Linked DNA regions of Homo sapiens: region 2 is linked to region 1. The links are chromatin loops, found by intact Hi-C in ENCODE. Cell type or tissue: Calu3. All regions are shown on one strand. Links, peaks and the distances in the headings refer to the core of each region. The heading gives the core; the rest is flanking DNA.

The links. Hi-C counts contacts between places; a loop is a spot of excess contacts. Peaks named below come from ENCODE experiments on the same cell type or tissue, not always from the same donor. Only the 100,000 strongest peaks of a DNase experiment are listed, where the experiment ranks them.
Region 2: it touches region 1 in a loop (2.6-fold over the local background); 1 of 110 quality-filtered maps calls a loop at or near these places.

The regions. Positions count from the first base shown.
Region 1 is chr12:82,015,237-82,020,633 of GRCh38, reverse strand. No RefSeq gene overlaps it. Among named protein-coding and RNA genes, the nearest start is that of LINC02426, 64 kb to the right of the region's middle. In Calu3, for the core only: no CTCF peak of the experiment used is centred there; no DNase peak of the experiment used is centred there.
Region 2 is chr12:81,871,918-81,877,314 of GRCh38, reverse strand. No RefSeq gene overlaps it. Among named protein-coding and RNA genes, the nearest start is that of LINC02426, 79 kb to the left of the region's middle. In Calu3, for the core only: no CTCF peak of the experiment used is centred there; a DNase peak (open chromatin) is centred at 2,964.

The DNA.
Region 1 (5,397 bases), core at 58-5,057:
GAGGTCTCTGTGGGAAAGGTGTATGCTGTAGTGCCCACTATCCTTTCCTTGGGCTTTGTGACCCAAAAGATCCAATAATAATTGAACCTCTGAGGCACATATTGCCTCATTAATACAATTTTTATATCTTGCATTTGTGTAACTGTGTGAGTTAAATTAAACACAAGATGGCATAAACAATGAAAATGTTGATCAAGTGCAGAATAAAAAGCACAAGAAAATGGAACCCTTATACACTGTTGGTGGGAATGTAAAATGGTCCAAGCACTATGAAAAACAGTGTGGAAATATGTATCTGAAAGAAAAAGAAAAAATCAAGATCTTAAAGAAATATGTGTGTTCCCATATTCATTATGGCATTATTCATAGTAACAAAATATGAGAACAACCCAAATATTTACAGATAAATCAATAAGGAAAATGTGGTATGTGTGTGTGTGTGTGTGTATACATATATATATATATATATATATGTATACACACACACACACACATTTGCAATATGAGTGAAACTGGAGGACATTATTTTAGGTTAAATAAGATAGAGAAGGACAAATTGTTCATGATTTAGATACACTTATAGGAGTATAGCCATTATACTTATAGGAGTATGACCATTTTAGATACCTCCTATAAGTGTATTTAATACACTTATACCTCTTAGATACACTTATAGGAGTTATCTAAAATGTTCAAACTTAGAAGCAAAGGATAGACTGGTGTTTGCCAATATATTAGTTCATTCTCACACTGCTATAAAAATACTACCTGAGATTGGGTAATTTATAAAGAAAGGAGGTTTAATTGACTCACAGTTCTGCATGGCTGGGAGGCTTCAAGAAACTTACAATCATGGTGGAAGGCAAAAGGAAAGCAGGCATCTTCCACACAAGGTGGCAGTAGAGAGAGAGTCTTCAGGGGAAACTTCCACTTTTAAAACCATCAAATCTCATGAGAATTTTCTTACTATCATGAGAACAGCATGGGGTAAACCACCTCCATGATCCAATTACCTTCCACCAGGTCTCTCCCTCTACATGTGAGAATTACAATTTGAGATGAGATTTGGGTGGGGACACAGAACCAAAGCATATCATTATGCCCCAGCCCCTCTCAAATTTCATGTCCTTTCACATTTCAAAACCAATCATGCCTTCCCAACAGTCCCCTAAATTCTTAACTCATTTCAGCATTACCCCAAAAGTCAAGTCCAAAGTCTTATCTGAGACAAAGCAAGTCCCTTTGGCCTATGAGACTGCAAAATCAAAAACAAGTTAGTTACTTTCAAGATACAATGGGGGTACAAGCATTGGGTAAACATTCCCATTTCAAATGGGAGAAATTGGCCAAAATAAAGGGCCACAGACCCCATGCAAGTCTGAAACCCAGCTGGGAAGTCTTTAAATCCTAATGACTCCATGTCTCACATCCAGGCCATGCTGATGCAAGGGGTAGCTTGGGTAGCCACCACTGCTTTCATGGGCAGACACTGAGTGCCTGTGGCTTTTGCAGGTGTATGGTGCAAGCTGTCAGTGGATCTACCATTGTGGTGTTTGGAGGAGGGTGGCTCTCTTCTCACAGCTTCACTAGGGAGTGCCCCAGTGGGGATTCTCTGTAGGGGCTCCAAACCCACAGTTCCCTTCTGCATTGCCCTAGCAGGGGTTCTTCATGAGGGCTCTGCCCCTGCAGCAGACTTCTACCTGGACATCCAGGCATTTCCATACATCCTCTAAAATCTAGCTGGAGGTTCCCAAAGCTCAACTCTTGTCTTCTGCACAACTGCAGTCACAACACCAGGTGGAAGCCATCAATGCTTGGGACTTGCACTCTTTGAAGCAATGGCCCAAGCTGTACTTGGGCCCCTTTTAGCACTGGATGGAGCTGGAGTGGCTGGGACACAGGGCACCATGTCCCAAAGCTGCACAGGGCAGTGGGACCCTGGGCCTGGCCCATGAAGCCATTTGTCCTTCATAGGCCTCTGGGCCTGTGATGGAAGGGGCTGCTGTGAAGGTCTTTGTCATATGCTGCAGACATGTTTCCCCATTGTCTTGGCTATTAACATTTGGCTCCTTGTTACTTATCCAAACTTCTGCAGCAAAATTGAATTCCTCCCCAGAAAATGGGTTTTTCTTTTCTACCACATGGTCAGGCTGCAAATTTTTCAAACCTTTATGCTTTGCTAAGTTCCAATTCAAAGCATCTCTTTGTGAACGCATATAATTGGATGCTTTCAGCATAAGTCAGGTTACCTCTTGAATGCTTTGCTGCTTAGAAATTTCTTCCACCAGATACCCTAAATTATCCCTCTCAAGTTCAAAGTTCCACAGATCTCCAGGGCAGGGGCAAAATGCTGCCAGTCTCTTTGCTAAAGCATAGCATGAGTAACCTTTACTCCAGTTCCCAATTAGTTGCTCATCTCCATCAGAGACCATGTCAGCTTGGACTTCATTATCCATATCACTATCAACATTTTGGTCAAAACTGTTCTACAAGTCTCTAGGAAGTTCCAAACTTTCCCACATCTTCCTGTCTTCTTCTGAGCCTTCCAAATTGTTCCAAACTCTGCCTGTTACCCAGTTCTAAAGTTACTTCCACATTTTCAGTTTATCATTATAGCAGTACCCCACTCTGCTAGTACCAATTCTCTTTATTATTCTGTTCTCACACTGCCATAAAGATACTACCCAATACTGGGTAACTTATAAAGAAAAGAGGTTTAATTGACTTACAGTTCCACATGGCTAAGAGGCCTCAGAAAACTAACAATCATGGCGTAATGAGAAGGGGAAGCAGGTACCTTCCTCACAAGGTGGCAAGAGCCACAGAGCTTTCAGGGGAAACTGCAACTTTTAAAACCATCAGATCTCGTGAGAACTCACTCACTATCCCAAGAACAGCATGGGGGAAACCACCCTCATGATCCAATCACCTCCCACCAGACCCCTCTCTCAATACCTGGGGATTAAGATTTGAGATGAGATTTGGGTGGGGACACAGAGACAAACCCTATCAGCCAGGGCCTGATGGGGGAGGGTAAAATAGGGAACTGTTGTGCAATGGTTGTAAAATTTCAGTTATATAAGATGAATAAATTCTGGAGATTTGCTGTATAACATAGTACCTGTAGTTAACAATATTTAAAGTTCAAGGGGGTAGATCTCATATTAAGTATTCTTCTTATCCCTTCAAAAAAAAATCACACAAAAATCAAAACATGCACAAATCCAAACCCATAAAGCAACACAACGTTATTCTTGTAGGCAATGGATATATTTAATATCTTGATTGTGGTGATGGTATCATGGGTGTATGTAGATGTCCAAATTCATGTGCTTTTTTGTGAGTTTTTGTATATGTGTGACTCAATAAACCTGTTGATATGGTTTTTCTCTGTCCCTACCCAAATCGCATCTTGAATTGGAGTTCCCATGTATTAGTCCATTTTCTCACTGCTGAGAAAGACATAATAAAGACTGGGTAATTTATACTGAAAAAGAGGTTCAATGGACTCACACTTTCACATGGCTCGGGAGGCCTCACAATCATGGTGGAAGGCAAAAGGCATATCTTACATGATGGCAGACAAAAGAGAAAATGAGAGCCAAGCAAAAGGGGAAACCCTGTACAAAGTCATCAGATTTCATGAGAGTTATTCACTATCAGGTGAACAGTATGGGGGGAAAACCACCCCCATGATTCAATTATCTCCCGCTGGGTCCCTCCCACAACATATGGGAATTATGGGAGCTAAAATTGAAGATGAGATTTGGGTGGGGACATAACCAAACCATATCATCCCATAATCCCACATGTCTTGGAAGGGACCTGGTGGGAGGTAATTTAATCATGGGGGCAGTTACCCCCATACTGCTGTTCTCATGGTAGTATGATAGTGAGTGAGTTCTCACAAGATCTAATGGTTTTATAATAAGCTTTTTTCTCTTTGCTCAGCACTCTTCTTTCCTGCCATCATGTGAAGAGAGAAGTGTTTTCTTCCCCTTCTGCCGGGATTGTAAGTTTCCTGAGGCTGCTTCAGCCATGCACAACTGTAAGTCAATCAAACCTCTTTCCTTTATAAATTACCCAGTCTTGGGCAATTTTTTATAGTGGCATAAGAATGGATTAATACACCTGTGAAAAGTTTTTTAAAAATTCTAAACTAGAAATGGACTTGCTTTTTAAAAATTAGCCTATCATAAGGCATATGAGACAGATACAGGAAGAAGAAAACTCATAACTTCCAATTACAGTCATGCACTGCATAACAATGTTTTAGTCAATGACGGTGGTCCCATAAGATTTGAAAGAAGCTGAAAAATTTCTATTGCCTAGTGTTATTGTAGCCATAGTAAAATCATCGCATACTTTATTTTTTATGATTTAATGTAGCCTAAGTATACAATGTTTATAAAGTCTACAGTAGTGCACAGTAATGTCCTAGGTTTTCACATTTACTCATCAATCACTCACTGACTCACCCAGAGCAACTTCCAGTCCTACAAGCTCTATTCAAGGCAAATGCTTTATACAGGTGTGTTCTTTTTAATCTTTTATACTGTATTTTCATAGTACATTTTCCATGTTTAGATCCACAAATACTTACCACTGTGTTACAATTGCCTACAGTATTCAGCAAAGTAACCTGCTGTACAGGTTTGTAGCTTAGGAGCAACAGGCTATACTATATAGTCTAAATATGTAGTACACTATACCATCTAGGTTTGTGTAAGCATACTCTAGAGTCTATGGGGTAACCACAATGACAAAATCACCTTACCAAGTATTTCTCAGAACAATCTCTGTCTTTAAGCAACTCATGACTAAAGGTAATTAGTTCATAGGATCACTAAACAAATAGTTGAATATTAACCAGTTTTAAGTTAAAACTTTGTCACTCATTCACAGGTCATTTGAGCAGTACATGCTGGATGTAGGTTGCTGCAAAAGTGATGGTGGTTTCTGCCATCAAGCAAATAAAAATGAAAAAATTTCTAGTGACAGAGATTTCAGATATGGACATTTTTTACACTTTTCTCATGCTACATAACTCTTTTGGTTGTAATTTTTATTGCGAGCTATAAGGTAGTATGGTATACTCTTTAAGAATTTAGTTTCTTAAACTATGTAAATTCAAATGTTAATTGAATGTTAATGTGAAAACCTAACTAACGTTAAGTTTTGTGGCATTTAATAGGTTTCTTGAGTTCTCTGAATCCCTCTAAGTAAATCCAGTATTGGTACTGGATCAGAAGTTGATGTGAGGCTTAATAAGAGAGAGCCTGTTAAGTGCCAGCCATAAAGAAAACCTTCCACAAATATTAAGTATTAATATTCAAGAGATTGCCATGAGGTTTCTCAATTGTAAAATTACAACTCCTTTCCAGCATTAAGATGGTA
Region 2 (5,397 bases), core at 197-5,196, 140 kb after region 1:
ATTACAACTTTGGGAAAGTATTTGCAACATATATGACATGTATTATATGGATAAACTAAATATACATAAAGAGCTTCTATCAGTAAAAAGACAGCCCATGGAGACTCAAGAATAAGAGATTTATAAAAGGTCAGAGGCCCGGTGTGGTGGCTCATGCCTGTAATCCCAGTTTTCGAGGATTACTTTGGGAACCTGAGGTGGGAGTCTTGATTGAGCTCAGGAATCTGAGACCAGCCTGGGCAATATAGCAAGACCCCCATCTCTATAAAAAATTTAAAAATGAGCTGGACATGATGGCACTTGCCTGTAGTCCCAGATACTCCAGGAGGCTGAGGCTTGAGCCCAGAAGTTCAAGATTGCAGTGAGCTATGCTTGTGCCACTGCACTCCAGCCTGGCCAACAGAGCAAGATCCTGTCTCAAACAAACAAAAACTAAAAATAAAAGGTCAGAGACAATGACCAATAAATATCAGGAAAAGTTTTAGTGTTACAAAATCAAAGATGTGCCCACTGAAACAACATTAAGATCTTGGTTTTTACATATTAAAAAGCCAATGATTAAGAGTAATGTCAAACATGGGGAAATAAGTACTTCTGTTGTCAGAGCACTTAAATTGGTAGGAATTTCCATAAGGAAATTCGCTGTGTATCAAAAATTTTCAAAATGCCCATACATATGCCCATGAAATTCAGTTTACCATATTTTATGCTAAAGCATATACAAGTTTATACATATTGAAGCACTATTCATAACAGTAAAAGTTAGAATGTAAATGTATATAAGTTAGAAACTCTGTTTTAAAATGATGGTACATCTGGATACTCTGCCATTTCAAAAAATGTTTTATATTTTTATTTACTAACCTAAAACAATATTGATACATGTGTGTATATCTCTATAGATTAACCTGGGAGTTTAGGGGTTAATCTGGTTACCTTAAATTTTTCTTTATTAATTTATGTACGTATTTTCTGTAATTAGATTTTATTCATTTTATATAGATAAATAGTGTTTAAAATATTGAAAGATAAAAGTTATTTTGTAAGGATTATAACTGTACTTATTACTGACAAGAGATAATGTCAGTGATGATTAAAGTGGTGTAAACTCTTAAGAATATTACATAACATTTATTAAACATTTTTCATTTCCAGTTAAAGTTTAGACATATAATTTGAGAAAGGTGAAGATAACCTATAACTATTTATGCAGGAGCTGGGAGAACTGATAATTCAGATTATTGTCAAATACACCTCTCTGATTTTTTTAATGTTTCTCTTCAACTGTTTTAAAATTTCTATAGCACAACCTCTTTTTCATACATTTAAAACAAACTTTGAGCCTTTCCAGTATCCTTTAAATTCTTATATCAAACTCAAACTTCTTACCCCTAAATGGCTACAAATAATCTGACATGGTACTGGATCAGATTCCTAACTTCAGCACTTCACCTGGAAATTTCTGAACCGAAAGGGTACATCTGATTAGGAGTTAGAATATGTTCTCCCAGAAGCAGAATATGCTTGACACAATTTATGTCCTAGAAGCTGCAAACTGATGCTCACTTGTCACATCCATCCTAGAGGTACCTTTTCTTTGGTTCACACAAGATCGCAAAAATATTGAATTATTAAACAACAACTTTAAAATGTTTGATTTTATACAAAACTTTAAAAGTTGGGATTCCAGGCTTCATGCTTGCTATCCTGCATGGCAACATCTTTTGGAATGGAGCAGCTGCAGGGTGCCCTAGATGTGGTATTCACACTCAAATCTGCAACACAAAGTCTGCATTGCTCATATATATTCCTTGCCTGACTTCTTTATAAAATGTGAATATGTGATCACATCTTTAGGCATGTCCAAAGTCTTACCTGACACAACATGATTGCTCAACATGCCTGCTTTACTATCAAATTTCTATAAATAAAGACTTTTTTGTTTATATTAGGTTGAAAGTAATGGCAAAACCTGCAATTACTTTTGCACCAACCAACCAAATGACCTCTATAATATTTCTAGGCAGATAGAAGATATGTATCATGTGAGAGATTAACAATTTCATTATCACATTAACAAAGATTGGATAGGGAATAGAGTTCCAAGTGAAGGTGGCACATAGGATATTTAAGTGTTCATAGAAGATGCAATCAGAAGCAACGGGTACCAGTTTTCACAGAAGTCTGTGATTGGGTTGTGGAGAGGAGAATCAAAATGGACATTTCATAGAAAGCAACAGAAGTAATTTACTTCTGAAGTTAATGTAAAAAGCTTTCCTTACCTGAAACAAACACTTAGTTGCAGTTTATAAAGCTATTCACATTGACTTTTGAGCAATTGAGCCTGTTGAAGACTCAATATGTGCTTACATATACCTCTTTTTTTTAAAAAAAAAGAGACAAACATGTGCTATGTTTGATGTTCTAAGGTAGTTTGATCTCAAAAGTGCTTTTTAATTCTCGTGCTATTCTTGATAATTTTGAAATCTGTTGTTATCTCTTCAAGACAGATGTTCTTAGTTGATTTTGGGCATTGTTCCAACAGCAAACGTGACTAAACTTGTAATGGAAGCATTCATTCAGCCCCTAATAAGATGTGAATTAAATTCATATTTTAAAATTCCTCATAACTTTTTTCTATAAATTCATTCAACTTTTTGAATATTGTCTCAAATAATTTTGGAGCTGAGATTTACTACTGTTAGCACTTATCTGAATGGTCTGCTGCCCTAAGTGGTGATAAAAACTGGGTCAGAGAATTTAGGTCTAATTTGGGGAAAGAGAGTATATGCTCCTTTTACTCATTCAAAAACATTTATTAAGATTGGATTATATGTTTCTTACACTAGTCTTTGCTGGGGGTTTAAGGTGAAGAGGACATGGTTAATGCTTACAAGAAACTGGCAACTTAGCCAGGCAGAAAAACAGCTAACTAGTACAATGTGATAACTGTACAAATAACCTGAGGCAACCGCAAAGGGAACACAGTGGAAGGGTCGATTAATATTGCCATGGGAATCAGGACCTTCCCCTAAAACAGCGAGAAGTAACAGTGAACTGGACTTTGAAAGAGGACGGTGACTTTATCATATAGGAAAAGGATATATGAAAGCAAACATCAGGTTCTGGGGGCCATAAGTAAACTCACAACATTAGAAAATAATTTTGAGGAAAGATAAGGCTGCCAAAGGGTAATGGAACCAGATGGTGAAATGTTTTAAATTGAGGCATTGTCCAAGGAAAATCAAGAGCAACTGGGAAATATATACCAAGAGTCTTAGAAGTTATATACATTTTGAACAATTTTATGTTCAGGACTTTATTATAAGAAAATAGTGTGGAATAGACAATATACTGTAGTAGAAAGGATGTTTCTCACAGCATTATCTAGAATACAAAAAAATAGAAAATAGCTGAAATGAATAGTGATAGAGGACTGAAAGAAGACTAAATAAAAGGAATCATTTCCATATTTCACCATTGGATATGATATTTGCTAGGGGCTTATATAGAAATCTTTGTCCACTTAAAAGGTAGTTTTCTATTACTAGTTTTCTGAAGTTTGCTATTATTTATTTAGTTTTTTTTTTTTACTAAGAATGCATGTTTAATCATGCTTAATATTTGTATTTATTTATTGAGATTATTATCTTTTTTCTCTTATGACTAAAGTAAAGCAGATGAAGAGACATTCAGAAGTTAAATTATTTTGCATTACTTGTTAATAATGAATTGATAAATAAGATTTTCTTCTGTTTTACTGAGAATATTTCTTCTATGATTATATATCAGATTGGTCTGTATATTTTCTTTCTCATACAGTTATTTTCTGGTTTTGGCCTCAATGCTATGCAAACTTCATGAAGTGTGTTGGACTCACTCAATTTACCATCCTCAGAGAGAATTTGCATGTAATCGAAATGATCTTTTTCTTGAATATATTATAAGACTCATCTTTAAAAATACCCTTGACCTTTAAAACCTACCCAGTAGGTTTGGACGTGTATGTTTATATGTATATAATTTAAATTATTAATTTAATTAATTTAAAAATTTGCGTTTTTAACAAGAGACGTAGTCCAAAGAGATACGAATAAACGTTTAGCAAAATATGAACTACATGGATGTATTTTTCTTCTGTTCCTCTTTTCTCTTGAGTAGTATGTGAGTCTTAAATGCTTACTTCCTACAATCAATTTTGCTTATAACACCAATCAATGTGCCAGTGACAATAGCCCATTCCACTTTTTATGCCAGCTGATGTCCAAACAATATATAATTTTATCACTCTCCATGATTGCCAAAAATTGAAAAAGTTATTTTATCACACACTGAACTGACAGTAAGAGACCAGTGACCATTTTAAGCGATAGTCTTTTGTTTCTACAGAAAATAAAAAACTATATATTTGATCCAATTAAAAAAGGCTTCCACTTCTACAGATACTATAAAGCTGTACCAATTTTTTTTTTTACTGGAATTGTAAATCACTTTACCATCAAAGTATCAAAAACTTCTGAGTTCTCATTTTTGACAGCAACCTGGAGGATAGATAGTGAACCATCAATAATGACAAAAAGAAAACTATGCAGGGAAAGACATTAACAACCTGCTCCAGCCACCATAAGATGAAACCTAACTTTGTTAATACTTAGAGTATTGCTAGGTATGACTCAGCTGGTGATGTGGTTAGGCTCTGTGTCCCCACCAAACTTTTTATTTTGAATTGTAATCTCCATAATCCCCCCCATGTCAAGGGAGAGGCCAGGTGGAGGTGACTGAATCATGAGGGCAGTTTCCCCCACGTTGTTCTCATGATAGTGAGTGAATTCTTACAACATCTGATGGTTTTATAAGGGACTCTTCCCCCTTTGCTCAGCATTTCTTCCTGCCACCTTGTGAAGGAGGTGCCTTTCTTTCCCCTTCACCTTCCTCCACGATTGTAAGTTTCCTGAGGCCTCCCCAACCATGCTGAACTGTGAGTCAATTAAACGCCTTTCCTTTATAAATTACCTAGTTTCGGGTATGTCCTTATAGCAGTGTGCAAATGGACTAATACAGCTAGTATATGCAAATACAGCATATCATCTGAGTTTCCTGATTATTCAGGCACTTACCCTGGCTGATAGGTTCTCATAACACACCATTAAATAGTATTATTGTTTAAAACTCTTTTGCTTGTTTTTAATTGATATGTTGTTAGGATCTAAGTACTATGTGATGTGAGAGAGAAGGAGGAAATTTTGTGAGAAATGTCTGCTGGCAGTGATTGATAGACTCGATGAGGAGAAGAAACACAGGATGGTTTATGCTCAAACTTGCTCCCATTTGCTACTTTGGAAATTTCTAGAAAGAATACCATTGTTTAAAAGTGAAGATGAATGTTTCAAAGGGATT